Linked DNA regions of Homo sapiens: region 2 is linked to region 1. A link is an interaction called in ENCODE POLR2A ChIA-PET data of the cell type or tissue named here. Cell type or tissue: GM12878. All regions are shown on one strand. Links, peaks and the distances in the headings refer to the core of each region. The heading gives the core; the rest is flanking DNA.

Region 1 (15,455 bases), core at 3,798-8,797:
TCTTTTCTGAGCTAATTAGAAATCTCAATAGGATCGAGAATAGCTGCCGAAGACAAACGCCCCTTTTAAGTGCTATCAGTGCATGGGAGAGGGGGCTTGCAGAACTGTTCTTAGAGCTTGGGTTTGGTGGCTCCGGCTGGCAGCAGGAAGCAGTGGTTGTCAAGGCCTTACGGCAGCTAGCCTGGGGAGGACAGCATCCCAGGCGACCTTCAGGATCAGTGCAAGCACAGATCTCCTTGACGGACACCCCCGTTTGGGACTTGTTCTTCTCCTTTGTTAACAAAAGTGCTTAAGAAGTAAAAATTGAGTTAGTATAGGAAACCTGAAGTAAATAATGCTGGCTTCAGCTATATGCAAGCTGTTCCTCACACACTGTGCTTTTCATTGTTTAAAATAGCAAGGTTTGGATTTGGGGGGGTCACAGGGAAAGAACACGATGTCTCTTTTACTTTTGTTTTTGTTTTGCCTCTTTTTACCTTTTCTTTTCCAAAAGTAATTTTTGGGACAGAATCAGAAGTGAAGCAAAAATCCAAACGAGCTCTCCGTTTTCTTAATACCTGTCTCCCCTTGTCTTTTTCTGTCAGGTTTGAAGCCGGGCTGGAAAATGTTGGAGATTTTCAGCCTGGGGAAGAGTCGAGGTTCAGGACATTTTTCCTTTTCCTAGGAAAACTCAGAGCAGGGTTAGACAGTTCGCACATCCAAGACCAACACGCATAGGCACACACGTAGCCCTCTGTCTAGGGCCTGATTCAGTCTGCATTCGAGAGTGTTCTGAATGAGAGCACTGTGTTGGCGTCTTCCACACCAGCCTCACTTCACAGGAGAATTTTTCAGGAGCCATTTTTCTATTAAACTCAAGAGCAGAAATTGATGGGGGGATGGGTGCTCTCTGGAGATGTAATTTGAATTTATTTATTTTAATGATTAAAGAGAAAGAATGGTTATTATTCACATGAATGACCTTCTCCCGGTGCTTTTTTGAAAGGAGTTGTGTTGGTTTATTCAAAGTGGCTTAGAACTCACATAATGGCTTACTTCTGTGGAGCTTTCTGAATGAAGCCATGAACTGGGAGGGAATCAAAGTCCCCTTATTTCAGTGCCGGGAGGTAAATGGATAGGGGACAAAAGGAGCAATATTATGTCTCAGACTAAATAAGGTCTCCAGATCAGGGGCTGAACCTGCCCCGGCTCCATCCTGAATTCTTCCTGTGCGGGTAGGTCCTCACTGGACTCACCTGGGCTGGAGAATCAGCTTGGCCACAGACTCCTGGCTTGGTGTGAGCCTCGGGGATTGCTGCCGGAGGGAGGGCGGAGGTCTGTAGGTGGAGAGGTAGGTTCAGGTGGGTGGAGAAGGCACACAGACCGCCGTCTGGGATGAGGTTGCTATTGGATTGGAAATTGCTGTTCAGCCGAGGGTAGAAATCAGGTGCCTGATGTGTGCCAGTTGCTGCATGACGTCTGCCGAGCCCCAGGTGCACCCATGGGGTCATGCATGTACACACACTGGTGTTCCCACACCCCCCTCTTCCTGCACTGCCATGCCCCACCGCCCTTCCCCCACCCACTGCTGAAGTCTTAGCTTTCAAGTGCAGGTGTTGAGGTTAATAACAAGAAGTATCCCAGTTGGCCATTTGCATATGAGACTTCTCACTGGGTTCTAAAGGTGGGAAGGAAGGGATTTAAAAAGATCACGGGCGTGAAAGCTGGAAACAGTGGCGTCCATTGCTTGGGGCAAGGATTGACTAGAGGTGATTTTATGTGCTGACCGCTCCTGTAGAAAGAGAAGCTTAGGCAGATGTCATGCCCTGCCTGTGCCCACCCAACCTTTCTCCCCCTGGCTGGAGCACTCACTCCAAGCCAATAGCCCAGCTTCCCTGGATCCCTCAGCTCCAAAGGGTTGCCTCCTACTCCACTTGCTGCATAGAGGGGTTTTCTGGAACAGAGAATGTGCTGGACCTAGAGCCCCTCGTCCTGGGGCTCAAGGACCCAGCTCATGTGACCTTCAGCAGGTCTCTCCTGCTGCTGCCCCAGGACTGGCCACACACCAGGGCTCTGTCCCCCGACTTCCTCACTAGACCCTCAGGCCATCTGGTCGTGAGGTTTTTACTGCTAACGGGACAGAGTAACGCACATAACCCATGGGGGAGTTGCAGCGGTCTAATTGAAGTTCAGAGTGATGTTCACTGGTCTGTAATTCCTGACTCCCTTCCTGAGAGAGTCCTGGGAACTGAGCTTGGCTTTCTGCCTGCTGCTTGTCTCTGATTATGGAGACCAGCCAGCACCCCCCAACCCAGCCCCCCACTCACTGCCCTGCTGCATCCAGCCCCTGGGTCTTCCACCTCCTGGCACGCTCTAGCCTAGGCCTGAAGTAGCAGGGCCAGACGCTAGGTGTCGCCGTCCTGGACCTGCCTCCATCCCCGGAGGTCTTGGCTCATGGGCTTTCTTGATCTCTGAGTGTCTTTTTTAATCCCTATTGCCCAGCAACGGCTTCCTTGGTTAGAGACAGTCTGGCAAGTTTCCTCTGGTTCAAACTTACGTTTGAAGTTTTTCTACAACCAGAAGGTGATTCTCTGGCTTCTGAGCTTCACCCAACCCTCTCTGAGCCCCAACATGGGGGAACACTGGTCTCTTCTTTCTGTGACTGGTCATCTTTTACAGCTTTGATTCATGCTCTTAGTTTCCAGTTTTATATGTGCTTAAGCATTATAAGACACCTCAGTATTTTTAGGAAATAAGTGGGGACATAAATATAAACAACCCGGAAATCACTGCCCCTAGAATTCACAGAGTGGAAGAACCAAGCTTTTTAGGGCTGATGTGGCGTGGGCTGGGAGACTTCTCTTTTGAGAGGCTGATACTGGTCTTTGAATGAACTCTTTACCCCACCAAAAGTAGAAAAAGGATTCCAGTGACTTCAGAAATTTTTGTTGTTGTTTTGAGAATGTTGGCACCACTGGGAATAATGAGAGACGCCTGGCCTATTCAAAAGTGGCATCAGAAACCTCAGTGTTGGAAATGCAGCCTTTGGTTGTCCATCCCCGCAGCTAGAGCATGAGCCCCCCAAGGCCAGACTCGAGGGCTCAGCGCTTCAGTTGAGTAGTCCTGATTGAACTAGGCTCATGGGCACAGAGCACTGGACTGGGGACCATAGTGGATGCCAAGGCTCGACCAGTGCAAAATCAGCCCAAACTGAAAGCTGTTTGGGAAGGCAGAATGAATGTATCATCTTTCACTCGGCAATTTTTCAAAATTCAGCCACAGGTCTTCCTGGACCCCTAGCCAGGTTTTGATTTTCTAGGCTGGGATGAAAGATGAAAGAGACGTTTATTTGGTGGGAGGGGGATTGGGACATTGAGCTGCTTTTAAATGATGTTAAGAATCCCATTCTTCTCCCTGCTTTCCCACTTCTGCCCTGGTGTTGACTTTGAAAAACCTTCCAAGACAGGCTGAGGCTAAGGAGATGGGGGAGCTTTCCTGAGCAGCTTTCTGAGGTCCGTTTTTTTCTTTTGAAATAGACTGGAAATCTATCTCGGCTCTGAATCATCCTTCGATTCTCATCGCGGAGGGGCAGAGAGGAGGGTGCACGGGCAGCCCAGCTCATGTGCCTTTGTGGCCATCCCTCCTCCTGGCCAAGAGATAACCGGTTGTTTTTGAAAGTCCTGTGTTTATCGCGAGAGAGCAGTGTGGTCAGAGAGGCGGTGAGGAAAGAGCCGGCAGCCCTTCTGTGATGGATGGGTAGCCGACTTTTCTTGTGAAGCAAAGGCAGCCCACAAGTTTGTCTCTTTCAAGAGAAGAAATTTAAAGCAAAGCTCCAGAGAGAGAAGTTTTTTCAGTCTGGTCCTTCATGTAGGCTTAACAATTCTAGGAGGGCCCTGAAAATGGCAGAGACCTCAATTCTCCCCTCCCTCCCTGCCCCTTTATGGGCTCCCTAACTAGAGAGGTTTGCAAAGCTTAAGGGGATTAATGCTCTTTAAACCTCTGCACTCCTTCCTGCTCCTCATGGGATCCGGGTGCTAATAAAGATGTACTAGCTTGGAAAGGCTGGTAAACGCTGCTTTGTTGCCACGGCAACAGGCGAAACAAGAACGACACCAAGTATTGCTAAGAAGAGTCCTTAGGATCAAGAGTTTGGGGCGGGGGAGGGGGGGGATGGTTCTTAAAAATGCAGAGAGTCTTGGCAAGGTAATTAGACTTGGTGCTCTCAAAGTAAATTCATAGTTTTATGGAGCATTACTAGAGAGCCTTGTTACTTGCAAAGTCACCCTCCATCAAGTAGAAGGAACAGCTGAGAGCCGCCAGCATCTGCCGCCAGTTGCTCCAGTGAGGCTGGGGTGTTGCGTCCTGAGACACCATCCCCCCTCTCCTCCTCAGCAAGTAGTCAATGTGTGCACACGCGCTTGTTTGGGAAGCGTTAAAAAGCTCTATTTCCTGCCTCCTTGGTGTTGAAAGATATGAGGGAATGTTCTACACCTGCCTTCTATCCGGGATGATGTTATTGTTTTTAACAAGGATGATAAGACAGTAGCTAAGCACTCCGTAAGCCTGTGTACTGGGCTGAGCAATTCTTTTGCTTTATCTCATTTCACCTTCAGGCTGACCCTGTGTGGTGTAGCTGTTATTATGCCTGTTTTTTCTGATGAAGAAACAGAAGGGTTAAGGAACTTGCCCATGGACACACAGCCAATGACAGAGCTAGGGTCTGAACAGGTGTGGCTATAAAGCCTGGGCTTTGGCCCGTGGGCCATATCTTTACAGACTCACAACCATCCCTTCCTGCTGCTCGAATTTTCATTCTTGAGGCATGAGCAGCGCCTGCAGCCCCTGCTGGGATGTTTTGCTCAAACCTGCTGAGACTTCCAAGGGAGCCTGGGACTCTGCTCTCCTACTCCTTTCCTCCCTTGTGTTTGGGCACTCGGCTGAGCTCCTTGGAAAGATTTCTGCTTCCTGTGGGTGAGAAGTAGGGCAGTGTGAGGAGGCAGGGCTGCTAGGCTAAGATCCCAGGCTGCCCCACTGACCCATGTCCCTTCCTGGGTAATGGTGCCCAGTTGCTCAAGCCATACCTGAGGCTTCAGCCCGGGCCCCATCTCCCACACATCTAGCCAGCGTCCGCACCGCCAGCTCTGGGTCGCCCTGTCCTCTGCACCCACCGCCATGCTCTGTTTCAGACACCTATCCCATCTGTCCCTGGCAGAGCAGCAACTCTCCGGGGACTCCTGCCTCCAGGCCTGTGACCCATTTAGAGGGATCTTTCTGAAATGTGATTCTGGTCGTGCCAAGTTTAGTGGCTGCCTGCTCAGGCGCCTCAGTGTGGCCTCCAGGGTAGGCGTGATGGAGCCTACCTCTCCATTCCCTGTCCGCTGGGGTTCCCTGCTCAGCGCAGCAGGGACCCCAGCAGCTCCTCAACCAGCCAGGTTCCCTGTCAACTTTTGCACATATTAACCCCTACCCACCTTTCCTTTGATAAACTCCTGAGGGTCCTCAGATGGGTGCCCCTTCCTCCCTCCTGAACCCCCTGAGCATGCCTCCATCATTATTTCCCTACACTGACTCCCCCAGTTACTATGAGGATCTTAACTGCAGGAGACCATATTCTGTTCCTCTTGGTGTCCCCAGTACCTGGGACATAATAGGTACTTGGTATATGCTTATTAACCAGAAGAGTGATGGTGTTTATCCTCACCAGGTTGCTATGGCAACAGATGCTGCAGCCCCTCGAGGCCAAGTGACTTGAGACCTTGGAGGTCCAAAGGTCACACAACTACCTTCCTGGGGCCCCACCTGGCATCCTCCTCTCCCTACAGCCAGGACAGGCTGCCCAGCCTCAGAACCACCACTTGTTGTGACTATTAAACCCCATGTCCCAATGATGCCTGGAGACCATGCCTCAGGCACTTTACACTGTTAGTGGTAATGGTGACACATTATCTGAGTTTTGTTGCTTGTAAATTTCTTTTATGCTGATAAGCTTGGAACTGGATTGGAATTGAGTGGGGGACATTGTCCAGTGTCCATCAAGAATGTAATGGTAAACATTTAATGTTTTTTTCTCCTTCTTCCCCACAGTATCAGTTTTCTTATTGAATTTGGGAAGCAATAGCAATTGATTAAGTTGCAGTGGAGCTTGCCCTAAAAGGAAATGATTGATAATCCGTTTAGGTCTGGCTTGCTCGCTTTTCCCCTCCTGATTTCCTTGGCCACTTTTTCAATTACCAACTGTATTTAGCTTGGTTTGCTTGTTGTAACTCATTTCCCCTTCCTCCAGGATCTGCAGGGAAGTTGTAATGTAATGTTAGAGTAGTGACATCTAATTATTTCCCTGAGACATCAGTTAGAAATGTAAGAATACTTCTTCCTTGAGGTGGGCAGACGAGGGATGTGAGTCTGTGAGGCAGAACGTGTCTGTGCTGCCATCAGTCTTTGGGGTGGGAGGGAGGTCAGGGCGTCCAGTGACATCACAGCCTCCTGTCACTGGACTCAGAGCCCATGTGGGCTCCTGAGGCAAGCTCATAGGATTGTTTTGCAAGTGGACTGATTGGCTGGTTGGGTCTTTGCCATTAAGTGAGTTTATGAGGCCCTCACTACTGGGAGAGAGGCTTTGCAGAGGCTTGCGGCACTATGACGAGGGTCACACCTGATGTTCAGAGCTTTTTGTTTCTTTAGCTAATATCTTTAAGGTAAAACCATCTACAAAGTACTTTTACCCACTCAGTGACAGCTTGAGATCCTCCCAACAGTACTAATAAAAGAAAGGAGAAATTGAATTAGCAGCTATGTTTACCCTCCCAAATTAATATATGTATAATGTCTGGCCTTATTTGGTGTTTAGTAATGCATGCTGTCATGGCCACCTTCTCAGTGGAAGCACCGGGTGTGGGATCTCCCTGTTTCACAGGTGGATTGGCTGAGGCCTGAAATGGAGAAGGGACTTGTCCAAGATGGTTCAGGGCATGGAGTATGGAGCCCACTGTTGGGATCGCCAAGATGCCCGATAATAGCGTTCCTCATCCCTGCCTGAGGAGTGAACAGACTGAGGGGTAAGCCAAAGGCATGGCAGATGGTACACGGAAATATCACCTTCTTAAGAAACGTTAACGATGAGGGGCAGGCCGCCTGCATGAGAATTCCTCAGTCATAGGCAACCAGATGGGAGGTGGGCTGACTTACATGGGACAGCCAGGGCAGCATCTTGCTACCTCTTTTTACGCAAGATGAGTCCAGGAATATTCCACACAAAAAAAGCACAGGAGTCACTCAGGACCTGGAGGCTTTTCCCAAGACATCATGATGGAGTCTTCAGGGTCTGCCCCAGGGGCCAAAGCCCCCTTTCCCGCTCCTGCCAGACTCTCATGCATAACAAGTTTGGAATGAATTTGGCAATGCCATCACCACCCAGCTCACTTCTCAGTTACTTTCTGTTTGCTGTGTACTCTGGAAGGTGTGGATTACCCAGGGAGAACCCTGCCTTGAAGGGTGTGTGGCCAGGGACAGGTTCTCTGGGCTGTTGGCTGGTACCCCACAGCCCTGGGCTGGGGTGTTCCCCCTTGTGCCCATGCCAAGGCAAGGCTTTCTGCGTGGAAGTCTGGCAGGTGTACATTCGCTCCCCAGTGGGAATGGGGAGCAGAGGTTTCGTTGAGGCATCTCTTGGGAGTGCACAGTCCCTAATTTCTGAAATACCATTGATGAGAAGCAGCCCCAGTTTGGGTCTGAGTTAATGGGTTAAAAGAGCAGAACTGTTTTCTTGGGCGCTGAATATTTCTTCTAGATGTTCAGGTCCATAACCAAGGCAGCTAAGTCAGCGAATTGTCAGCATTCCAGAAAGAAGCGTCATCTCCTTGGGTGCTGAGGACCTCCGGGGCTGCAGCTGACTCTGCCCTCACACACCCTCCTTCTTGGCTTTCATGATTTATTTTGTCAAGAAGAATGAGGGAGTTAGGAGTGGCATCTCTCATAACAGCCTCCTCCCATCTTCTGAGAGTGCTCAAGACGGAGCTTGCCTGCTGCTGGCGTGGGGAGCTGACAAAATATTTAAATAAAGGCTCTGGGGGAAAAGGACATGCTTAGATTACAAAGAGAAATTCCACGCCGTTATGGTCTCAGCGTATTAGGCGCCTCTGTAATTGCACCTATTCAGCACTGCCATTTCTAGTCACCACGCAGCCATCCGAGGGAAGACGGATGCTCTAAAAATGGCCCCGAGAACAGTCTTTTTAAAAAGGCAGTTAACGATCTGGAGCTATAAATAGTGTCTTTCCAACAAATAACAAAGAGGGTCGGTTCCCCTTTCGCCTCTGCTGTTGAGGCCCCGCATCCTGGAGTAAGTGAGTGGGGTCAGGAGGGTTTGCACCTCCCCTAGAGTTTGAGTTCTTGGAGGCCTGATGACACCCAGCGTGTTGCCTAGAGGTGGGGATGAGACCCTGGCTGGCTGAACTGCCGCTCACCGTGTGTTTTTGGAGACACATCCCTCCTGGTGGCACAACAGAAAACCACGACTCTAAGTCACTTGCCCCAGCCCTCTGACCTCTCTTCAGCCCAGACCAGCCCTTCTGCCAGTTATAAAGCACCAGCCCTGCCAAGAGCAAAGAGAGGCTTGCTGGATCCCGCTGTCTCTTCATGGAGTTCCTGAATCACAGAACCTCCCAGTTTGTCTGTTTGCCTCCCATGTATCAAGAACTCAGAGGTTCAGCCAAGCGCGGTGGCTCACGCCTGTAATTCCAGCACTTTGGGAGGCCAAGGCGGGCAGATCACCTGAGGTCAGGAGTTCGAGACCAGCCTGGCCAACATGGTGGAACCCCATCTCTACTAAAAATACAAAAAAAACAGCGAGGTGTGGTGGCGGGAGCCTGTAACCCCACTACTCGGGAGGCTGAGGCGGGAGAATCACTTGAACCCAGGAGGCGGAGGTTGCAGTGAGCCGAGATGGCACCACTGCACTCCAGCCTGGATGACAAGAGCGAGACTCCATCTAAAAAAAAAGAAAGAAAGAAATCAGAAGTTCTTTGACATCATTTTAATTCATACCTTCTCCAAATCAGAACCACAAAAGCAGCATTACCTACACCCAGAATAGACACAGACATCAACAGAAGCACAAAGTGAGATGGAACCCTGTCTCCCAACCTGAGAGGGAGAGTTTGGGCTAAAACACGCCCATGTGAGGACAGCATTTGGAAAGTTAATGCTAAGGAAATAAGAAGGATGGGAGTAAAAAGAGGACAAGCCCCGATGTCCTGTTTATCAGCTCCCCCTCTCTCCTCTCCTGTCTCATCCGCTCCCGCCTTGAGGATAGCGTGGTTTCCCTGGACTCCTTTCCAGACCAGCTGCAGCCCCATTGGCAATACCAACTTCCCTAGCTGGGGTTGGCTGGACGGTGTGGTTCTTGGCAGAAGATGACACATGGGTAGCAGAGTGACTTTGGCTCCTGCATCGAGTGCTTGTCTCAGCCCCATCCATAGCCATATAGAATCCTAGTGGTGAACATGCAACACCCCTGAGAGCCACTGACCAGGCAGGCACTGGGGTGAGGGAAAGTGAGGGGACTGTGTGGGACCAGCTGTGCTGACGACAGCCTGCCACCCAAGGGATGCCTGTCCCTGCACCCTGGCTTTGTTCCTGCACCTGGTCCCCAGGAAGCCAAATCCAGTGCATTTTTCCAGCTTCTGCTCAGAGACAGCCAGTGTCTGCAGAAGGGCCAAGGCCACTGGACGTCTGGAGAGAGTCTGGCCACAATGGCCAAGTGGTGGACGTCTCCACAGGCTGCCCCGTGCCCCTGCAGAGGCAGGGCTTCATGAAGCAGGAGCAGGCAGCTCAGACCTGGGCCGGGCCACCTGTGCAGGTAACTCCTTCACTGCTATTGGTCGGTGGAATTGTAAGATCAGTTCTTCAGCAGGATGCTGCGGGTTTTCTGAGGCCCGTGGCCATCTGGATTTGTGCTCCGAACATATTATACCATGTTAACAGCTTTTAAAGTAGAAACACATGTGATTCTGGAAGGCTGGGATGGGGCAATGGAGGAGACTGTTTAAAATTGCTGTTTGGTATCTCTCGTAGTACAGTAGCAAAGGTAAAAACCTATTATGGTCCACGGAAGCAGTTCATTGCGTAATGACATCTTCATAACTTGCCCTGCTAGCTGGCTTTTCTCACAGTCTCTGCGGGGAAGTTTTGTTCTTTTAAAATATTTTCTGGGGTGGTGGAGGGGGAGAGTTTGGAGGCGCTAAGCCCCTCCACTGAAACTCCTGGGATGGGGGACTTGCAGTAACCCGTGCCCCTCCGAGGAGCCCTGGAGCGGGGTTGGTGGGGACACTTCCACCCACTTCCATGGGGATTTACAAGGTCTGCTTCATGGACATTTTCAAAACTCTTCTCTCTGCTACTTCCTCCCACCACCCCCAGATCACCACGTTTTGGGAGAAGAGTGGTTGGGAAACAAAGACTCAGATATCAGCCTGCCTTTTAGAAATCCCAGATTTTAACCACCTACCAGCTGAGCAACCTTAGGCCAGTTATATAATCCTCAGAGCCTCTGACTCCTTATCTGCAAGATGGGGTAACAGTAACACATGCCTGCTATTATTTATTACTGATGTTGCTGTTTCTGAGCAGTATAATAATGCTGCTATTATTAACAATTACTGCCGGTATGGAGAGGAGTCATTAGGGCAATGCCTGTACGGTTCCTCGCAGCTCAGTAAAGGCGGTGGTTGCCACCAGCACAAGCATGCCTTGCAGGTTGGTTTTGGTTATTTAATCTTTGCCAAGTAATGCATTGTGGGTTTCTGTTCTGTGAGCATCCCAGGAAAGGAGGCAAGCCAGTTTCGCCCCAGTGGAACTGGGGCAGGAATAGAGGTGGAAAGATGGAAAGCCCACCATCCTCCCAGCTCCAAAGGAGCTGCTCCCTGCTTCAGGGGAAATGGTGACTTTCCAGAGCCCATCTAGCTGATGAAGCAAATGGCGGTGAGGTCGGTGCCCTCTGCACAGGCTGATGTGCACATTTAGGGAGTCAAGTATGGAAACCTCTTGTTCTTGCACTGTCTGTTCTTGAGCAATCATGAAGAGACCTCACAATCCAGAAGAAACCAAGCGAAGTGATGAAACCACAGCCCTGAGATGGAGAGATGGCGGTGTGGGTGGGCCTGGGAGCTTTGCACAGGGTTCTGTCTAGGTGGAGGGTGGGAACATTTGATATTTTTGCCCACCTGCCTGGAACACACTGTATGTGCAGTTGCGTCACCCATGTCTCAGTCCCTGAGGCCTGTCAGCCCCAAGCAGGCCCCAGATATCACAAAAATCCCCGCTCTTGCTCTCCCGTCTTGCTGTTTTCTGACCCCAGCATATCCATTTCTGTGCGGTTTATTCTGAGAAATCCTGTGTGAATTGTGCTTGAACTAGCGGGTCAGAGACTGTCTCCCACCTCCACCCCCACCTGACCTTTCATCCAGACTGCAAACAGGAAGCAATAAGAATTGTTTGCCCAGTTGCTGCTTTGATCTTCTGGGCCCCTTTTGGGGTAGGAGGCTGTGCTAATGAGGAAACATGGGCCAGAAGTCCACAGGCAGGGGAGCTGTGAGGACGACAGAAAGGTAGGAAACCCGCAGCCAGGTGCTCCAAGAAATGGTAGCGTGTGCCCAAGAGCAGTCTCTGCCGCCCCTCTTGAAGCAGCACCCCTTTATCCAGAGGGGATCGGCTGCATGTTTAATGAGAACTTTAGAGGCCTGGAAGGTGCCTACCTAAGCAATAGCAGGTGGCAGTGGCCCCATTTTAAAGATGAGGAAACTGGCACCCAGAGAGGATTGGTTCAGACGTTATTCGAATTTGCAGCTTTGGAGCCCAACAGGCCTGGATTCAAATTCCGGTTCTTTCTACTTATTATATATATAAGCTACTTAACCTCTCTGACCCTCTCTGATTTTCCTCATCTGTAAAACAGGGATAAGAACACTTCTTCAGATGTGATTGCTATAGATTAAATGAGGGAACATATATAAAGAGCCTGATATATAGAAGTGTCCAATAAATAGCAGCTGTTGTTTTCCATTTATCTATCCATCTGCCCGTTCATCCATCCATCCCCATCCATCTGCCCATCCATCCATCCTTATATCCCTTCACCCATCCGCACATCCAGTAAACAGTGATTGGTAAGCCAAGTGCTGTGGCATCTCAAGATGTTCAGAAATGGATCCTGGCCAAGAAGCTTATGTGTCTAGAGACATTTCTAAGACCGTACTTCCCAGGCCTCTTCTCATGGTGCTTTCATACACAGAGGAAGCATTCTTCTCTTAGCAAAGGCATTGCCTGCTGGTCCCAAGCAACTCCTACCCTGGGCACTGGTGTTGCCTGTGGCCTGAAACCAGGGATCTCCCTCTCCTAGGCGACTGGAAGTGCAGAGCTGCGTAACACAGCCCTTCTTAGATCTGTGCTGTCGTAGCACGCGACAGTGGGTCCCAGCTCTCCAGCAGAATGCACCCACTGCTGCACATGCTGTTGGCCAGCTTTCTGGAGGGTGGAGGAGAGCCATCTTTTAAAAATACTATGTTGGGAAAAAAAATACTTCTGTTTTCATTTCACCAACATAAAAAAATGTAGTCACTGCAAACACTGACAGGCAAACTGGTGGCTAACAAATCAGATCCTCAGGGACTGCACGAATGGAGAGATAAGTCTTGGTGTGTGAATTGCACACGGACTATTTTTTTTTCCTTTTTTAAAAATGCGTACAGGCCGGGTGCGATGGCTCATGCCTGTAATCCCAGCACTTTGGAATGCCGAGGCAGGCGGATCACCTGAGGTCAGGAGTTCGAGACCAGCCTGACCAACATGACGAAACCCTGTCTCTACTAAAAATACAAAAGTTAGCCAGGTGTGGTGGCGCATGCCTGTAATCCCAGCTACTCAGGAGGCTGAGACAGGAGAATCGCTTGAATCCAGGAGGTGGAGAATGCAGTGAGCAGAGATCGCACCACTGCACGCCAGCCTGGGTGACAGAGCAAAACTTCGTCTCCAAAAAAAAAAAAAAAAAAAAAAACAGTGCATAGATTTGTGGGGTCCATGTGCAGTTTTGTTATGTGTATAGGCTGCATAGTGGTCTAGCAGGATTTTTTTTATATCCGTCACCCGAACAACATACATTGTACCCATTAAGTCATTTCTCATCACCTACCCCATCCACGTGGACCATTTTTCATACCAATGGCTGCACACCTTAGAGGCTTGCTCTCTTTAGTGATTTAATTGTTTCTCCTGTTGGTTCCTGTGGAAAGTTCTGTTTCTCTCCAGCCCTACACTTGGGGACCATTTATACTCACTCAGGCTTTCCCACAGCCCTGTGAGATAAGGACCCTTGTACACATGGAAAAACTTGAGAGCAGGTAGGCCACTGCCCAAGATCCCAGGCAAGCTAGAACCAAGCTGGGAAGCGGGCTCTGGGCCCAGGATCAGAACCCCAAGGCCCATTTCCATTCTATCCCCAAAATAGTGAATGACATTGGATAAAGCACAATCCATGTCAGTAATCTCCAGTCCTTCCTAATGTGGACTCTCGCCTTCCAGCATTTAACATACCCATAATGGCCCCATTTTAGTGGCTGACTGTCTGTCTGTCTGTCTGTCTGTCTCTCTCTCTCTTTCCCTCTCACACACACACAGGCGCGCACACACACACACACACACACACACACACACACACACATAGGCCTCTGTACAGATGGACCCTGCTTCCAAAATGGAGAGTTTGCATTTTCCTTTCATCCCTCACCTCCTAGTCCCCAGGCCCTCCGCCCTCCCTAAAGATGCTGTGGTGAAGGGGTTCTGGAAGATCCCATTGTCTGGCCTGTTACACGCTCTGCTGAACAGCCCACCTGAGCCAGAATGGGCCTGGGCACCTCCTCTGAGGCGTGTCACATTTCCCAAGCGCAGCCTGATGAATAGGACGTCCTTTATGGCCAGCCCCCTGCACGTGTTTCTCTCTGTGCAGCTGATACTGTTGTGCTCAAGACACAAAGGCCCCCATGTCCCTGGCTGCCCATCCTCTCTGCCTGTGTGAAGGGCGTGCCATGTGTTTGTGGATTTCTTGCTGGAACAGGGCACAGATGGCTGGGTTTGAGTGCAGCAGTAATTAAGAATTGCCCAGGAGCTAACATATTTATGGGCACTGGCCCAGGACAGCCCAGAAGGTCGCCTTGTAATCAGGCATCACGTGACTCCTAGGAGCCAGTTAACAATGGTATGGCCGTGGCTTGCATCCTCTGCCCTGTGCCCTTAGAGGGTTTTCTTTTTAATTGGGGACATTTCTGAATGCATTTGGGTCCTTCCTCTGCTTTGGGGGAAGCTCTGATGTTTCTGGGCCTCAGTGGGTCCAAGTGAGGTGGCCTGGAAACCACCAGTAAGCACACGAGGTTGGGGTGATGATGATGGTGAGGCCATTCTACCCATCTCATGGCTACTCAAAGTCAGTATTGCAGTCTGAGTCCTGGGCAGGGTTCTGGAGACAGTGCTGCTGTCAGGGGAGCTCCAGCCCTAATAGGAGACTATTTAGGGCATTTATGGAGCTTGCAGCCTGTGTCCAGCACAGTGCACAGATGTATAAAGTGTCTCCCTGACCTTTGGAATTGGGAGTCTCATCAAGTATGTGGTTAATGCTAAATTGTATGGTATTTCCTTTGCTTGTTCATTCAATAAATGATGCGAGCACACAGTAGGTACTGAGTAATGCAGTTATGAACCCCTGCTGCACTCTTTTGTCTACTCACTGGCACTTACATACAGCCTTTTATCCATTGGACAGTACCTCTTGGCGCAATCGTGACGCCTTGGGTTGTTGGTTACCATTCTGTGCGTTTATCTGTTTCACCACCTTCATTAACAACAGCCGTTTATGGGGCACCTAACAGTGCTAGATGCTGTCCTGAGTACCTTACATATGTTGCCTTATTTAATCCTCACAGAGTTCCTCTTTGACAGATGAGGAAACTGAGACTCAGAGACATGGTTACTTGCTGAAGACACAGAATATGCATCAAAGGTGGTCTGACTTGAGAGCCAGGGTGCCTGGTATTCGGCTGTGCCACCCCATCTGCATCTAAGGATTTTTTTGTACAATCCACAGTGCCTGGCACTGTGCCTAGATAGCACTGATGCTTCCAGAGAAGGAAGAGATCATGCTGGATTTCCCATTTTTCTGTAGGATAAGCACAGCATCTGAATTCGGTTCCAGCCGGCCTTCCCAGCCTCACGCTGTACCATTCCCTGATCTTGAGTCACCTGATCCTGCCTGTAGTTTCTCAGTGCACTCAGTGCTCCCGGAGGCTTCCCTGACTTTGCACCTGCCCTTGTCTCCACCTGGAATGTCCGTCCCTGCCCCTTTGTGCCTGGAGGCCTCGTCTTCTGTCTAGAATAGGTGGATGCCACCTGCCTGAAAGCCTTCCTGCATTCTTGCAGACAGTCATCCTTCCTTTTGT
Region 2 (15,455 bases), core at 5,713-10,712, 280 kb before region 1:
CAGGCTGAGGAATAGAATTTGTGATAGTCTAGCTGGAAAGCTTCAGGTTAATTTTTGTTACCTGTTTTCTGAGAGCTTGTTTAGCATAGGTAAGTGCCACTTACCAGCTATGGCATTTTAGACAAGTCACTTAGTGGTTTTGCACCTCCACTTGTACCTGTTAAATGGGATAGCAACCGTCCCTCCATTGTAGAATTGCTAAGGGTAAGATGGACTGAGCTACTGCATATGAATGGCCTAGGGTGATAGCTGCATGTTGTGGGTACAGTATAAGCATTCATCATCTGTTACTGTCCCCGAAAAATGTCCCTGCCCCCATCATCAGGGGACCTTATAACCGAGCAGCTCGTGGGTTGATTAGCACTGTTGCTCCTTTCTAGGGTGAGGGATAGAACAGCACATTGAGATTGGAAAATTCTGTGTCAGTGGCTTGGCCTGCTCATGAGGTCCTGGCTCTCGAGGCGAGATAGCATGCAGCCTTTATCTTGGGGATGCTTGATGGGCATTAGGAATTCATTTCCTTTTCCGTATCTGATGCCTGTGTTTTTGCTGCCTCTGAGAGTAAAGTCCCGGGGAGCAGCTAGGGAACAGCTGAGACACTGCTGTGTGAGAGGTCTCCCCATGAGTCTTCTCTCTCCCTGTACTGGTCTTTATCTGCCCGGGGGTAGCTCTACCAATGACTGATCTGAAAGCATCACATTCATTTATTTGTCACTGGCTGTGACAGGCAAGTTAATGCTAATGGATTCTTTTTTTAGCCTGTTGTCTGGGATGAGTTTCTCTCAAACGTCCTGAAATCTAAGGCATTAGGAGAATGTGTAACTTTTATGGCAGGGGAGGATTTATAAAATAAATAGGGTTTTGTGTGCAAGGACCTTAAATTTAGGTTAGGGGTATGAGCAGCCAAGGAGCGGGGGTGTCGGGCAAGCACAGAGTCTTCTTTTTAAGAAATCCATTCAAGAGCTCTAAATTGCTGTTTCTGTTTCAATTATGTGACAATTTCAAGGGTTTAGAAAAATCTAATAAAATGGTCTTGATGATGCATTCTGGGGAGAGAGTGCTTCAGAAGATCTAGGAGAATAAATTCCTTGGGGGTCAAGAGATTCTCGTTCCTGCCACCTTGGGCCTTCCTTCATCTGGGTTTTTACATTTTTATTGTTTTGAAGGGCAGAAAATGGTGTAGGAATGTATTCAGGGCTTCATCCATACCCTCCACCGAAATGAATTATTCTCTTTTGGCAATTGCAAAATAGACGGGCCACTGCAATCTTTTTTTTTTTTTTTTTTTTTTTAAGCTGACATATTGTAAACGACTTTCAGACCATGATTTGTGTGTGTAGTGATGTTGAATAAAGCACCAAAGAAAAGAAACTGAAGGAGGGGAAAGAGTGAGGAGGGAGGCGCTATAAAAGTTTTTTTCTTTTCTGCCATCAAAGCTTTTGATAGTTTCCTAAAGCACAGAAGTTTACAATGGAAGCGGGCTTTTGGGCCGCCTAGGGGAACAGAGTGCAGAAAGACCTAGTGTAGCAAAATGTGATGCTGAGTGACATTAATGAGGTGACCGCTCTGGTGGGAGGGAGGCAAGGAACCAGCCAAGTAGCAGTTCCCATGACTTGCTCTCAGCTGAGTGTTTCCTTCTGCATGCTTGCATGGGCGCCTGTGTGTGTTTGTGCATGCACACGTTGTGTTTCCTAAGTCTTCAGATGGAATTTTTAACAACAAACCCTGTTTGGTTTACTGTGGTGTTCTCCACCCTAAAGAGGCCGTGAATGTTGAGTTTTGTCCTTTATTCCCACCTGCTGAAAAGTAAAGTTTTCAACTTAGCGGCATTTTGTTTTTACTTTCTGGATACCTGCCGGAGCCTGGCTGGGCGGCGTGTCAGGCCAACATCACAGAGCTGGGCACTGTTGGAACACCAAACCAAGAGTGTGAAAAGTCAATATTCTCATTTCTGAAATGAATTCCAGGGAGAGGGGAAAAGAAAACCTGTTGGTGTACAGATCCCGCCCCTCCAAAGGCCCTAGATCGATAACACTTCATATTGGTGGCATAATTAAACATGGCAACAACTGCTTCTTAAATATTTCAGTGTCTTGGAAAGTAATCCGTATTTCCATGTTGCTCTTGTGCAAGAATTTCCACTCACTCAAGAACAAGAAAAGCTGCAACCTTGGGGGTAGAAGAAGGTGAGAAACCTAGGTCTTGCTGATTTCCTGGATAGGAGCTCGAGAGTACCTGGCTCAGTTGCGAACTAGTTTCAGAAAGGAAGCTCGTATTTTCATCCCATTCCTCGCCATGGCATTAGAGTGACCATTCTAAACAGTACTGGGCGAGTGTTCTGAAAAACTGCTGCGACATCTTAAGAAAAATAGCCAGATAGGGCCTGGTGTATAGTGGAGTGGGTGGAAACACAGTGTGTATTTACTGATACACTCTATTTTTTAAATCCCTTTCAACTCAGTTCCCTCTGGGATATCTCTCAAATGTGTCCTTTTTGTAGCTAGAGGCAAACAAGCAAAAAATGTTTCAACTTTCAGATATACTACTTAATAAAAACTAACTAGTGGATTCATCATGTCTTCTACCTGGGGAAAAAGGATCAAATTAGGATGCTTGCACCTAGGAGAGAATTGGGTTGTGAATCTCCACGAGATTGCTACATGTATATGTTTCCTCTTCTGTTTTCCAAAGAAGATAATTGGTTTTAGTAAGAACTTCTGACTTGATTAGGGGGCCCTTAGGAAATTAGAGTGTGTTTGAATTTCACAAGTATAATTTTAATTATACAAATTTTGCATTTTTTCACTAGGGAGCCAGGTTCAGAACTTGTTTTCCTGTACTAATAGGGGTAGTAAAGCTGATTATGGCAGAATGCTTTACTTAAATTGCTTTGAAAATAAAAATCCTTGGATTTGATCATTGTTTTTCCCTGCAGTACACGATGTTCAGGTTAATGTCCATACACGTCCCATATTCTTGTTAAAAATGATTTTTTTTTTTTTTTTTCTTTTACTGGATTCACACAACTGCAGAACAGACTGACATAGTGGGGATGTGGGTGGGGGGGGGGACCTCATTATGAATTTTTCTGCTGCACTTGCTGAAAGAATTCAATTAAAGTTCTTTTGAGCACAAGTCCTGCCTGGGCAGTTTGCGTTTGGCAGGCCATCGCCTTAGCATGTTGTGATTGCCTTTATTGCCACGTCATCCTGTTTGCTCAAAGCCTGTGCATTCACAGCATTAGCCCTCCAAGCGGCCCCTCTGCAGCATGACCCCAGTGGATTAGAGTAGAAGGTGCCGTGGAAACAGTCACCTGGGTCTTTCCCCAAGCTATAAAGAGACGGTGGAGTGAGGATGATCAGACCCCCTGGGCATCCCAAGAGAAGGACTGATTGTGTTCATGGGAAATAACTGTTTTTTTCAGGGCTATCCAGACAAAACCCCCAAGTGTCAGAGCGGGGGAACTGCTCTGAGAGTTTGAACTCAAGCATCCTCAAACATCTACCCCAGTGTGGGGCTCTAAAAAGCTTCCTAGAGACCTGCTCCTGGGGCCTTCTGGGCCTTGTCTCAGATATTGACAGGAGAGATTCAATAGAAGAATTCGTTCACAATAGAGAAATCATGAAACCAGCTTGTGAATGACGTGATGCCACATAGGCCGGGGCCTGAGAATATGGGAAAACAAAACTGCAAATAGAGGCTGGATCCTACTCACCCCCCATCACCCTGCATTTTACACATTGAAGTAAAATGTTATTTTTACTGTCGTTATTTTTATTACTTTCTCTCCAGGTGTTCTAGCTGAGCGTTTAAGAGCATGGACTCTGGAACCAGACTTTGAATCCTTGCTCTGCCACTGCAGCTGTGTGACCTTGAGCAAGCTATCTAAATATTCTGTGCCTTTGTTTTGTCATCTGTACAATGGAGATGATGATGGTATCACCTTCATGGGGTTGTCATAAGGATTATGGGACTTAACATAATAAAGTGTTTAGAATGGTGTCTGCAACATAAGGAAGTGTATGGGTGTGTGAGTTGTGGGGTTGTTAGAAAGGAGCACGTCCTGTGGCAGGTTTGGGTAAGTGCTCCGTGCCTGCCTTACGTAGTAGTTGGAGAACGCTAAGTACTGCTGTCTTCTGCCTTACGTATTTTTCCTTAAGTAATGTTTGAGAAATACAAAAGAAGACACACACACGTGGTTGTGCGTTTATGCATATAAATGTATGTGACACGGGTAGAATTGCAGTGTAATTTGGATTCAGACAAATTCATGTGCCATAACGAAGTGTGTGGTTTGTTGGCAGCACGGGCTTTGGACTCAGAGGGACCTAGTTTGAAACTTGATAACTGCCACTAACTCTGTGACTTTAGGAAGGTGTTCCAGCCTTTCTGGGTTTCAATTCTGTACTTAAAAAAAGGGGAATAGTAGGGTTGTGGGGATTAAATGAGCCAGTATAAATAAGGCACCAGGTGTATGATGAATACTGAGAAAATGTGAATTCTTTTCTCCATAAACAACAAAAGAAAAATTTTAAAGCCATCTCGAACATGGGAAAGATACAAAGTGTTCTGTTCTTGCTGGTGATGAGAGTATCTGAAGTTAGTTGATAAGTCCTTAGAGGTCTGAGTAGAGAAAAGCAGGCCATAAAAGAGGGTGTTGTCATCCTTAATCCACATGCCAAAGGGCTGTTTTAGCAACTTCATTTCACAAAAGCCACATTTTCAAGGGCAGGGAAATCATTTCAGTTAGGAACCTTAGATGGTGTCCCCAGCCTTTGAAGATGCCTTTGTTCCTTTGACACTTGGTAGGAACTGGGAGCACAGGGCTGGATGGTCCAAGAGGAGAGAGTAACTTCAGAGACATGAAAGAGCCCCAGCTAGGAGGGAGCGAGGGAGAACCTTGGGATTGAGGGCAAGGGTTACTTTTTCATAGAAACTTTTGCTTGGGGATATGGAATAGTAGGTTTTGATCTACAAACCCATGAGCCCTGTCCTGTGAGTGGGAAGAAGATTGGTAGAGCTCAGGAAATGAACACAGTTCCCAGCCATTGGCCTGGGAGATGCTGACGCTCAGACCTATTGTCGGGGCTGGGAAAGCCCCCAGACCCCTTGGGGCATCCCCTGTATGTGGGTCCCTTTCACTTCATGTCCACTGGGTGGAATTTACCAGGTATTGCTGGGAACGGGGAACAAGATCATGATTATAAGTGGATCCTGGACAGGGGATGGAGTGCGTGTGAATGTTAGTGTGTAGAGGACGGAAAGGGAAGGAGAGAAGGGGTGGCCAGGAGGAGGGAAATAGCAGTAGATTACATTGACTAATTATAGGGAAAAAGCCATATTTGCTGCTCCATTAAGTGATCACTAGGCTATGAAGCAGTTTATTGTAATTAATGCAGAAACAGCAAGTAAGTGTTTGAGTTTGGAGTGGAGGGTCTTCAGGACCCCCTCCCTCCTTCAGTTCTCTGTGCTCACTGTCTCCCTCCCCTCCCTCAAATTCATTATCCTTGGAGAGAAAGAGTCTTGGGGGAGCATCTCTTTGGGAAGGGCTGTTTAGCACAGTCTTGGACCAGTTTTCTACTGGTTTATTTTGACAAAGAAGGAAGATCTTTTACCTGACCTCCTTCAGAAGATTCTGTAGGGGTTTTTATGTTTTCTAAGGCTGAAGGAGGAGGGACAAACCCATGTCATCATTGCTATTCTTGCCACAATCATTTTAATTTCAGCACATGAAAGTGGCAGGTTACACATCCAAGTCCATCGAGTTATGGGCCGTGTGGAGTTGTGATTGCTTTCCTTGATGATTTCTTGTTCAAATCAGCAGTGCTCTTAATTTTCCAGATGAAGTAAAAAGAAAATTGGAGACTCCCCTCCCGCCTGGCGTCTCTTCATCCAAGGTTTTCTGAGCATGACTCTGATTTGGAGGGTTAATATTAATTAGGAGCCAGTTTAGACCTCAGTTGCTTGATGAGGTAGCTTCAACTGTTGTCACGAATGTGGCTCCTTTTTGCTTGTGCCTGCTTTTGGTGAAAGTTTCTGGGTTTAAAAGCCAAAGGAAGAAATATGCAGAGAAAGATAGAGGAGGGGACAATTACTAAAGAAGTGCAAAGCATTCTCTTAGAACTTGAGGGAGGAACAAGACCAGAGTGCCTGGGTGGGTGTGGGTTCTGAGCTACTGTGTTTCCCGGCGTGCTGCCGCTGCTGTTTGCCTCAGTTTCCTTTTTTGTAAGTAAAGGTCATCTCTCTAGCTTCCTAAAAGGGCCATGACTCATTTCCTTGGTTTCCAAATTGGGTGACGCTAGAATTTCTCTGAGGCAAGTCCCTGGTGAGTGCCAGGTAACGGAGGCGCCTCATTTTTGTGCCGAGGCTCAAGGTTTCCTGGCTCCCAAGTTTTCCCAGGGCTGACTCGGTCTCCTGGGGAACGGTGGCAGAAAGGATGAGACCAGAGACAGTGAGTGAGCCCCACTGCATAGTCAGGGGAAAGGAGACCTGGAGAGGAAGGGACCTGTTCTCCTTGGGTTGTATCATGTTAGGGACCTTTCTTCTACGGACTGGGGGTTTGGGTTGGTTTTCTTTTCTTTTTTTTTTTTTTTTTTTTGAGACAAAATTCTGCTGTCTCGCCCAGGCTGGAGTGCAGTAGCAGGATCTGGGCTCACTGCAGCCTCCGCCTCCTGGGTTCAAGTGATTCTCTTGCCTCAGTCTCCCAAGTAGCTGGGTTTACAGGTACCCGCCACCACACCCAGCTAATTTTTTTGTATTTTTAATAGAGGCGGAGTTACGCCACGTTGGCCAGGCTGGTCTCGAACTCCTGACCTCAAGTGATCTGCCTGCCTCAGCCTCCCAAAGTGCTGGGATTATAGGCATGAGCCACCGCACCCGGGCTGGTTTTCTTTTTGACAGGGTGGTTTGGGTCGTGAGGGAGTATGGCAGACCATGGGTGTGAAAGTTCCAGTCCTAGCAGGAGAGACTTGACTTCTGTCTCTTGGTCTCTTAGCCCAATGCTGATGTGCTGAACATGACCTCAGGCACTTTGCCTTGCAGCTCCATGTTTCGATTTCCCCATCTGTAGACGGGAAGAATGAAGGCATGTGGTGGGAAGCAGTGCTGATTAGGGCTTAAGAGAAGAGGCTTAGGAGGCAGACAGTCTTAGGGTTTCTTTCTGGCATAATAGTTTCCTAGCTGCTTGACCTTGGGGAGTTCACTTAACTTTGTTAGTCCTCAATTTCCTGATATGTAAAATGGGATAATACCATATGAGCATCTACCTGACAGGATTGTTGTAATGTTTACAGGAGACAGTGTTCGTAAAGTACACCGCCTGGGAGGTGGCTAGCACATTATTCCTGGGGGCTACTTTTACTATTAACAGCTCCATAGTGATTTGACCAAAGGTTTCTGAGAGTTGAGCCAAGATGCGGACTAGATGGGACCACATTGAGAAAACATTTGAGGCTGGATGCAGTGGCTCACGCCTACACTCTAGGAGGTAGAGGTGGGAGGACTGATTGAGGCCAGGAGTTGGAGACCAGCCTGGGCAACACAGTGAGAACCCTCTCTACAAAAAATACAAAAATTAGCCAAGTGAGGTGGTATATGCCTGTAGTCCCAGCTACTCAGGAGGTTGAAGTGGGAGGATCTCTCGAGCCAAGGAGGTTGAGGCTGCAGTGAGCTATGATCACACCACTGTACTCCAGCCTGGGCAACAGAGCAAGACCCTGTCTCTCAAAAAGAGAGAAAAAGAAAGAAAACATTTGAGCTCCATAGATTGACATTCTGATTTGAACAGTTTCCCATAGAGGGAGAATTGCGGCGAAAGAGGCAAGGCCTGCCCACAATGCATGGTCTGGGACTTAGCTGATGAAGTGCTCTGCACCACCCAGCTTCGAGGAGATGGGGACTGGGGTTTCCCCTTGCTTGACATCTTAACTACTTCACTGCAGGAAAGGGGAGGAGGGACAAGAGGAGGACCAATCCCCAAGGGACACGGAGACCCACATTAGGTTTTGGAACCCACGCCTGGTACTATCTGAATTTAAAAGCCTTGCTTGACTCAGGCGGGGCTGATCAAAGGCCATTTGCTGTTTTAGAGTGTTCCTATGTGTGCTTGGCAGACAGAGTTGTCTTTTTATTGCTTCCATTCCCACTAAGACCTCCATCCCCCCACTGCCCCCCCAACCCCTTGGTGAGCTTGGTGAGATGTGTTTTTTTTTCTTTTTTTAATTTTAAGTTCCAGGATACATGTGCAGGATGTGCAGGTTTGTTACAAGGTAAATATGTGCCATGGTGGTTTGCTGCACCTATCAACCCATCACCTAGGTATTAAGCCCTGCATGCATTAGCTGTTTATCATGATGCTGTCCCTCCTGATGAGATGGTTTTAAGTTGGCACCAGCACCTGTTTCTCATGCCTTGCGTATGCAGCAGGAACTGTGAACTAGGGACAGGTTCATGCCCTTTGGCCACTGCAGACGTGGAGCTGTGGACGCCAGTACTTGTGTGGAGAGTCGGTGTCTGTTGGCTGTATCTCAGCTTTCTTTTCAGGGCAGACCTGATACAGGTGTTCTAGGTGGGAAAAGCCTTAGCACTTGTTGTGAACTATTATATTGTTACTCTCTGGAAGGGAAGGTGGAAAGGGGAATCTATGCCAGTGAGCACAACACAGGCCGCATATGGACACACATGAGGTCGCTCGGCATGCTCTTAGGCCCAGAGGAGACAGAATCAGATACTAGCCTATCCTCTGGCTGCTCCCAGGCTAGCAGGGAGGTAGGTGTCTAAACCAGGATGTGAGCTAGAGGGGACTATAGCCGTGCACAGGAGGGGCACAGAGGACGGAGCAAGCAGGGCAGGCTTCACGGAGGAGGGCTTGTGAGCTGAATCTTGAGAGAGAGGAGATCCTCCAAGTTGAGGGAACTGTGGGAGCAGTTAGACAGCTTGGATTTTGGGGGGTGTAGCACATTGCTCCTTATGGGCTGGGGTGTAATGTGCAGAGGAGGGCAGAGGGAAGATTGATTTGCTCATTATGCAACAAATGTCTGGAGCTCCAGTCCTGAACCAGGCCCAAAGCTGGGGAATAGCAACTCAGTCCCTGCCCTTGTGGAGTCTGTGGCTGGCAGGGGCATGTTCATTAAACAACTTATTGCATGATTCACTACTTTTCTTTTTCTTTCTTTTTTCTTTTTTTTGTGAGACAAGATCTTGCTCTGTCTCCCAGGCTGGAGTGCAGTGGCACAATCAAAGCTCACTGCAGCCTTGAATTCCTGGGCTCAAGCGGTTCTCCTGCGTCAGCCTCCCAAGTAGCTAGGACCGCAGGCACACATCACTGTGCCTGGCTAGTTTTTTAAATTTTTTGTAGAGGTGGGTATCTCACTTTGTTGCCCAGGCTGGTTGAACTCCCGTGAGCTCAAGTGATCCTCTTGCCTTGGCCTCCCAAAGTATTGGGACTACAGGCGTGAGCCACAGTGCCTGGCCTGATTCATGATTGAAGTACCATTACCATAAATGCTATACATCCATGCATTGGATGTTAAAGGGATCATAACAAAAAAAAAAAAACAGTGTCCTTTGGGTTTTGGGAAGGCTTCCTGGAGAAATAACGTTGAGGCTGAGCTTGATGTAGGGAGGGAAGTAGCAGGGTGCATTTCATGTGCTGAGGGAAGAGAGGGTGGCTGGAATGCAGAGAGTGAGGAGGACAGGGGGACAGGCGAGGTCACACTTGCGTTGGCGGGGATAAAAATTCTTATCTTAGGAGGGTTGGGGAAGCCATCCATTTAAAAGTTTAAGGGATGGGATGGGAAATGATCAGGTTTGCGTTTTGAAAATATCTCTCTGACAGTCTACACGAAAAGTGGCTTGTGGGTACCCCAGGGGGCTGTGGGGGAATCAGTGAGTAAGTTGTTGTGGTGATCCACTTGAGGAAGGATGGCTGCTTAGCTGAGTTCTTGGAGGTAGTGATGGAGACCAGTGGATGGATTTGAGATGCATCTGAGAATTGGAGCAGCAGCTTGGTGGTTTGGTTAGTTGAGGAGTAGCAAGTGTTAAAGGTGAGAGGCAAATTTGACTTCTCATTGATGTGAGCAGAGCCCCCAACCCCCACCTCCGTGAGATTGAGAGTGTTGGCCCATGCAGGGGACAGGCAGGGCAGGTGTGCCTGGCTCAGGGGGTTGAGTGTAACCCCTTGGCTGGCAATCGGCATACTCTTAGTGACGGACCCCTATTGGTAAACTTGTTTTTGAGCTTGCACTGTATACATATTTATTTATAAATGACATACATATACTTCTGTACTAAAATAGCATGCTCCTAATAAGGCAAATCATTAAAAATAAAATAGGATGAGAAAAAAAGCTAAGCACACATAAACATTTTAATCTTTTTCTTCTAAACCCTACTTCGGAGACCACTGCTTTTGGCCATGGGGAGCACTTAATGAGTTTTAGGGTGGGGGTGGCCAGGTCAGATGGGTGTTGGGGAAAGAGCACTCTGCAATCCAGGGGCTCTCCCGTGAGTTCTGCCCAGGCCAGGGGCCCAAGGAGGAGGTGCTCTTGCAGTCTTGTCGTGTGTGGCCTGGTGAGTCAGGGACATGAAATTGTGGCATAATTGCTATCCCCCGAGAAGTGATGTTGGCAATATCATACCAGGTGTGTGAGGGCTTATTGGTGTTTGATGTTTGCTAGTCTGTGTGTGCTCAACCTATGGGAATATGGCAAGGCCCACTCCCCTGTGGTCCAGCAGGTTCCTGTCTAGAGGGCTGAAGGCCATAGTTAGCCAGGGAGAGCCTGATCTTCTAAAGAGAGCATCACGTGAGGGATATAGTGTCAGTTCTCAGCACCTCTACTACCTGCAACGCCATCACCAGCCAATTCTGAGCTCATGTGGGCCACTCTTCCCCGTCTCTCTGGTGGATTGATAATCATACTTCCCTACTGAACTCCAAAGACTGAAAATGATGCAAAGTGAATTGTTTCTATCTTTGCAATCCAAACGTTCCTCTTCGTTTACTCTCCAGATCCCTTCCAGCAAATTGGTATTGCCACTCTCCCTCCATCCCTGGGTTCTCGGGGCTAATTCTGTTCCAGCTCGCTCTGTTTAGCTCTTTCTTCGAGCAGAACCCAAGCTAGGATCTTGCCTTCCAGAGAATGCTTTAAAAAGCCTTGTTTCCCAATATACTGCGTTTCAGTTTTCCACGAGTGCAGCCATGCTCGGGAGAGGCGTACGAGCTGCTTTTACATGTGAGAGGTGAACAAATCAAAGGTGAGCCCGTTCTGCCTCAGTGAGGCCTTTTGTGTAAAAAGGGCCTTCTGGAGTAAAGCAATCAGGTTGACTGACAACTGCCGAGGCTACCAGTGACAGTCCTGCTCCGTGGGATAACTTGGAGAAAAATCAGGGCCAAAAGCAGACAAAAGGATGTCCAGAAACTGGAGGTGGGGAAGCCTGAGTGAGATCAAACAACCTGAAAATGTGTCTTCCATCCATTTAGGGCTTTATGTGCAGCGAGGTTGGAGTGGCTGGCTGAGGATGTCAACATTTTAAATTTGTCACTGCTTTGACTTCCCTAGCTTTATCTCCCTTCAGATCAAAGCGGGGAGACTAGGAGTTGTCACTACTGGATTTGGTTTCAGACTATGTTGGTGTACCCTTGCTTTATGACCTTGGGGTTTCCTGTCTTTGCTTGGGGTGACGGGTTCATTTCAAACAAGTGAGATGTGTGTTGTGGTCTTTTATTCAGAGTGGGGAGCTCTTAGAAGCACCCACAGAGGCTTTGAAAGGACTGGGAAGCAGCTTGGAGGGCCAGTTGCGTATTTTCCAAGGATTCCTGAATATCAGGAATCCAGAAGTTTCTATTTGTTAGCCTTGCTGCTCCTCCAAGGAGCCATCCTGAAGGCAGTTTAGTCCTGCACTGGGAGACAAGGCACAGGCCTGAAGAATTCCTGCCCCCTGCTGTATAATAAATCTGATACTAAAATTAGTGCTGGCCTCCTGAGCCATATTTCTTGCTGAGATGATAAAGAAGTGTGTGTGTGGCAGGCTCATCTTTCAGGATTGGAGGATGTTGCTTTATGTCAGATAAGTGCCCAGGTCTCGAGATCATTTTTTTATGGCAGCCTCTCCCCCATTTCCCTGCTTCCTCTCCCTGTTCTGTTTTGTTAGGGGTAGGAGTAGGTAGGGGTGGATAGGGGAGAAATATTTTAGCTTGTCTTCTGGTTTTGTGTAAGTCTCTGTCACCGTAGGTAGATGTTCCTTGAGAATCTTTCTGAAGGTTTTATAATTGAGTCTTTTACCTCCGTGACAAGATATTATTCACTTTCTCTAAAGCGTTTACTTTATGCTTGGGCTGGGGTTGGGGGGTGGGGGGCAGACTTTTTTTTTTTTTCAGGGAACTCTGTCTCTAGAAGAGACTTGCCGTCAGGGCAGTTGAATGGCCAGCTTACGACTTTAATAATTGAGGCGGCATCTGGGCCCCTTGCTGAACGGCAGTCCTTCTGGCAGGGCGATTTTGCTTTTAAAATAACCATGTTCACCTTTAACTGCAAACGGCTGTGACGAGAGTTGTATTTAATTTTAAATTGCCCATGTCCAGTAACCCTCTGTACCTCTTTAAATAATAAAATGTTTTTAATCTTCCTGCAGCTGTGTTCTCTGTGTGGGGGCTTGCCATTTTTGGAAGAGGAGGGGGCTTCTGTGCCTCCTCTCCACTCCCTTTCTTTTCCCTTTCAAACTCACCGGGACTTCTAGAAAATGCCATTTCACTAAGGGCGGAATCTGGCCCGTAAAGTCTCTGGAGTGAGTGCTGGGAAGTTTATAAGCAGAGGCCGCACAGGGTCAGTCAGTAATGTCAGCCCCTGGGGCTGAAGTGCTTCCTTTGTGGGCAGAACCCCAGAAGTCCCTTTGTATCGCTGACCCATTAAAGACTTTTTCTCCCCATTCCCCGCCTCCAACTTCAGGGGGGCTTGATTTGTCTGTTATAATCGGAAACAGATTTTGGGCTCCTGATCCATTATAGATGTGTTTGAGATGGATGCCAAACCTGAAGCCACTTAAAGAGCATGTGAAAATGTGTTTAGATATAAAGGAAAGAAAGGAAGAGAGAGGATGAGGAAAGAAACAGCCTCTTCCAAATCCCCCAACTAGAAACAATACTGAAATGATAACACACAACAAAAAACAAACAAACAAAAAAACTCGATTTAGGCCCTAGGAAAGCATGGGAGGAGAAAATTAGGCTCCAGAGTCAGCCAAGTTGGTGCTTAGTCTGGGATGAACAGCCCAGTGAAGGAGGTTAAAGGAGGCAGAAGACCACACGCGCACGCGCACTCCCGGAAGCGTGGTTCAGGTGGGGCCTGCCGGGTCCAGGGGAATGTGTGTCCCAGGCTTGGAGCAGAGGGTGGCAGGTGCGTGGGGACGCATGGGAAGCACTCACGTTGTGCCCAGCAGGTCCATGTTTCTATCCCGGAGACCCTTGGGTTAGGAAATATTGATTGCTCTGTATTTGTAAACAATCTTTAAGGGGATCTAGTGCCAACACAAATAGTCAACTTCAGGCGAATCAAGTGGCCTCCTCTCAACAGGGAAGCCCATTGCTCTGATTTTCTGGATCGACACAGCCCCAGATTTATTTTCCTTTTTAATTCTCAAAAGGGGCCCGCTGAGTTGAGCATTGCCCAAGTATTGGTTTCTTTTCATCCCTGTTGAATTTTTTCCCTTCTTTAATGAAAGAGTTGGATTGGCTGTGCTGGGCCCTCCACCCGGTCATGGTAGTCCTGGTGACGCCTGGCTGCAGGGTTTCGAAGGTGGCCCTCATTTCAGCTGTCCTTGAGGCTCACTCCTGTGTTCCCCCTGCCCCTGCCATCCACCCCGCACCCGCCACCCCGAAACGTTTGTAGTACAGCTGCTGGCCTAGAACTCGAACTGATGTGTCTCTCACTCCAAACAAAAAATAAATCTGTGTGCTTTATGTATGTGTTTTAGAGGTGTGCCTGTGTGTTTTTTCTCTTGACAAGCTCATTCCCTACAGCTGTGCAGTCACAGCCCACTTTGAAATCTGCAGCATATATATATTTTTAAGTGAATAAGTACGAAGAGATGGGAAGATGTGGTTTGACTGTAATCCCACGTAAAACACTCTGACCCCAATTTTTAAAAAAGTATTTCATTAAAATGTTGTAGGAGACTATTACTGAGAAGAAGAAAGTTTCTAAGTTGATGGGACTCTTGTGTCTCCTAGTGTAGAGTTGATTTTGTTTTTTGGGGTCACCATGGAGATGAGAAGCATGGGGCTTCATGGCGTCATCTGCCCCCATTGGGGGAGGGCTTGTTGGCACAGGTCACCTCTGGATCAACCTCAGCCTCATCTGCTGGGGATGGGAGAAGCTCAAGTTGGCCAGGGGTTTACCCTATGCCCTCCTCAACCAGAATTAAAATGACCTTTTTTTTTTTTTTGCCTTCGAAGACAACATTGGTAACAATTTATTGAAACTATGGAGCTTAGCAGTGATCAGTTTTTGGATTTTCTCTTTCTTCAACCCCTCCCCTTTCTGGAAGACTTGTAGGAGGATAGGGGAGGTTTTTCTGTGCATAGATTGGCGTCGGTTTCTTAGAAGTTTCTTCTTTTCACCTTAAAAAAAATTGTTTGCATCCTTCCCCTTAGATAAGGAACCGTCAACATCCTTGTTAGAGCCCAGTGCGGAGGGGACCCTGAGGCACATACTGTTTTCAAGGTTAGATAGCAACAAACTTTCAGAGTAGCCGGAGTTTCAGGGGAGGGAGGGTTCTTTGGGTTCAAGGTTACCCATTTTTCCCCTGCTAGGAAGAAAGCCTTTTTGTTTTCTTTTGCCGACTTCTTCCAATAGCTTAGAGCAAATAGATTAGCAACCCAGCAGAAACCAAACCAAGGAACAAATAAAGGGGAAGTTTGCAGAGGGCCCTTGGCTGGGGGCTGGCTGCTGCTGAGGAGGCCAACTTGCGGTTTTCCATTTTCACGGTGAACCGCATTGTCTCAGCGTTCGCTGGTATTCACAAAATCAGAAAGAAAGGAAGGTGGTGGTGGGAGGGCGCACTTTTCAGGAGAGGCTGGGGTGTGGGGAAAGTATGCCCAGCTGCATGTTATTAGCAGCCTTCAAATAAAGTTTGTGGAAGGTTCCGGCCCCCACAGTCATGCCTGGGAAGCTTCTGTGTTCTTAGTAGGTGTTTTGAATTCTGTGGGATGGAACTGAATGTTTAAAAACAGTTACAGGAACGTCTCCCCAAGTAGGTATTCCTGAGAATTTCTGTGTACATGGAACTCTATTTTCTTAGCAAGCATCATTATATTTTTAGAAATGTTTTCTTTTCTCCTTGCCCGTCAGTTAGCCAAGCCTCCTACCACTCACTTTCTGTTGTGTAGTTCTGATTTTCCGAACAGGTGTTTAGATGATGAGGGGTTATATTAAGAAAGTACTAAAGAATACGTCTTATCA

What was found. Peaks named below come from ENCODE experiments on the same cell type or tissue, not always from the same donor. Only the 100,000 strongest peaks of a DNase experiment are listed, where the experiment ranks them.
Region 2: POLR2A ChIA-PET joins it to region 1 with 6 read pairs; 5 of 35 experiments call an interaction of 5 or more read pairs at or near these places.

Annotation. Positions count from the first base shown.
Region 1 is chr17:57,550,098-57,565,552 of GRCh38, forward strand. The region is part of intron 7 of MSI2 (musashi RNA binding protein 2); the gene reads left to right. It overlaps LOC107984993 (a long non-coding RNA gene), which reads left to right. Exons shown (of 2, transcript XR_001752947.3): 1 at 1-9,832. Among named protein-coding and RNA genes, the nearest start is that of MSI2-AS1, 51 kb to the right of the region's middle. RefSeq lists enhancers at 2,092-2,311, 11,273-11,773. In GM12878, for the core only: no CTCF peak of the experiment used is centred there; no DNase peak of the experiment used is centred there; H3K27ac peaks cover 1,199 bases.
Region 2 is chr17:57,270,476-57,285,930 of GRCh38, forward strand. All of the region lies in intron 5 of MSI2 (musashi RNA binding protein 2), which reads left to right. Among named protein-coding and RNA genes, the nearest start is that of MSI2, 22 kb to the left of the region's middle. RefSeq lists an enhancer at 14,363-14,632. In GM12878, for the core only: no CTCF peak of the experiment used is centred there; no DNase peak of the experiment used is centred there.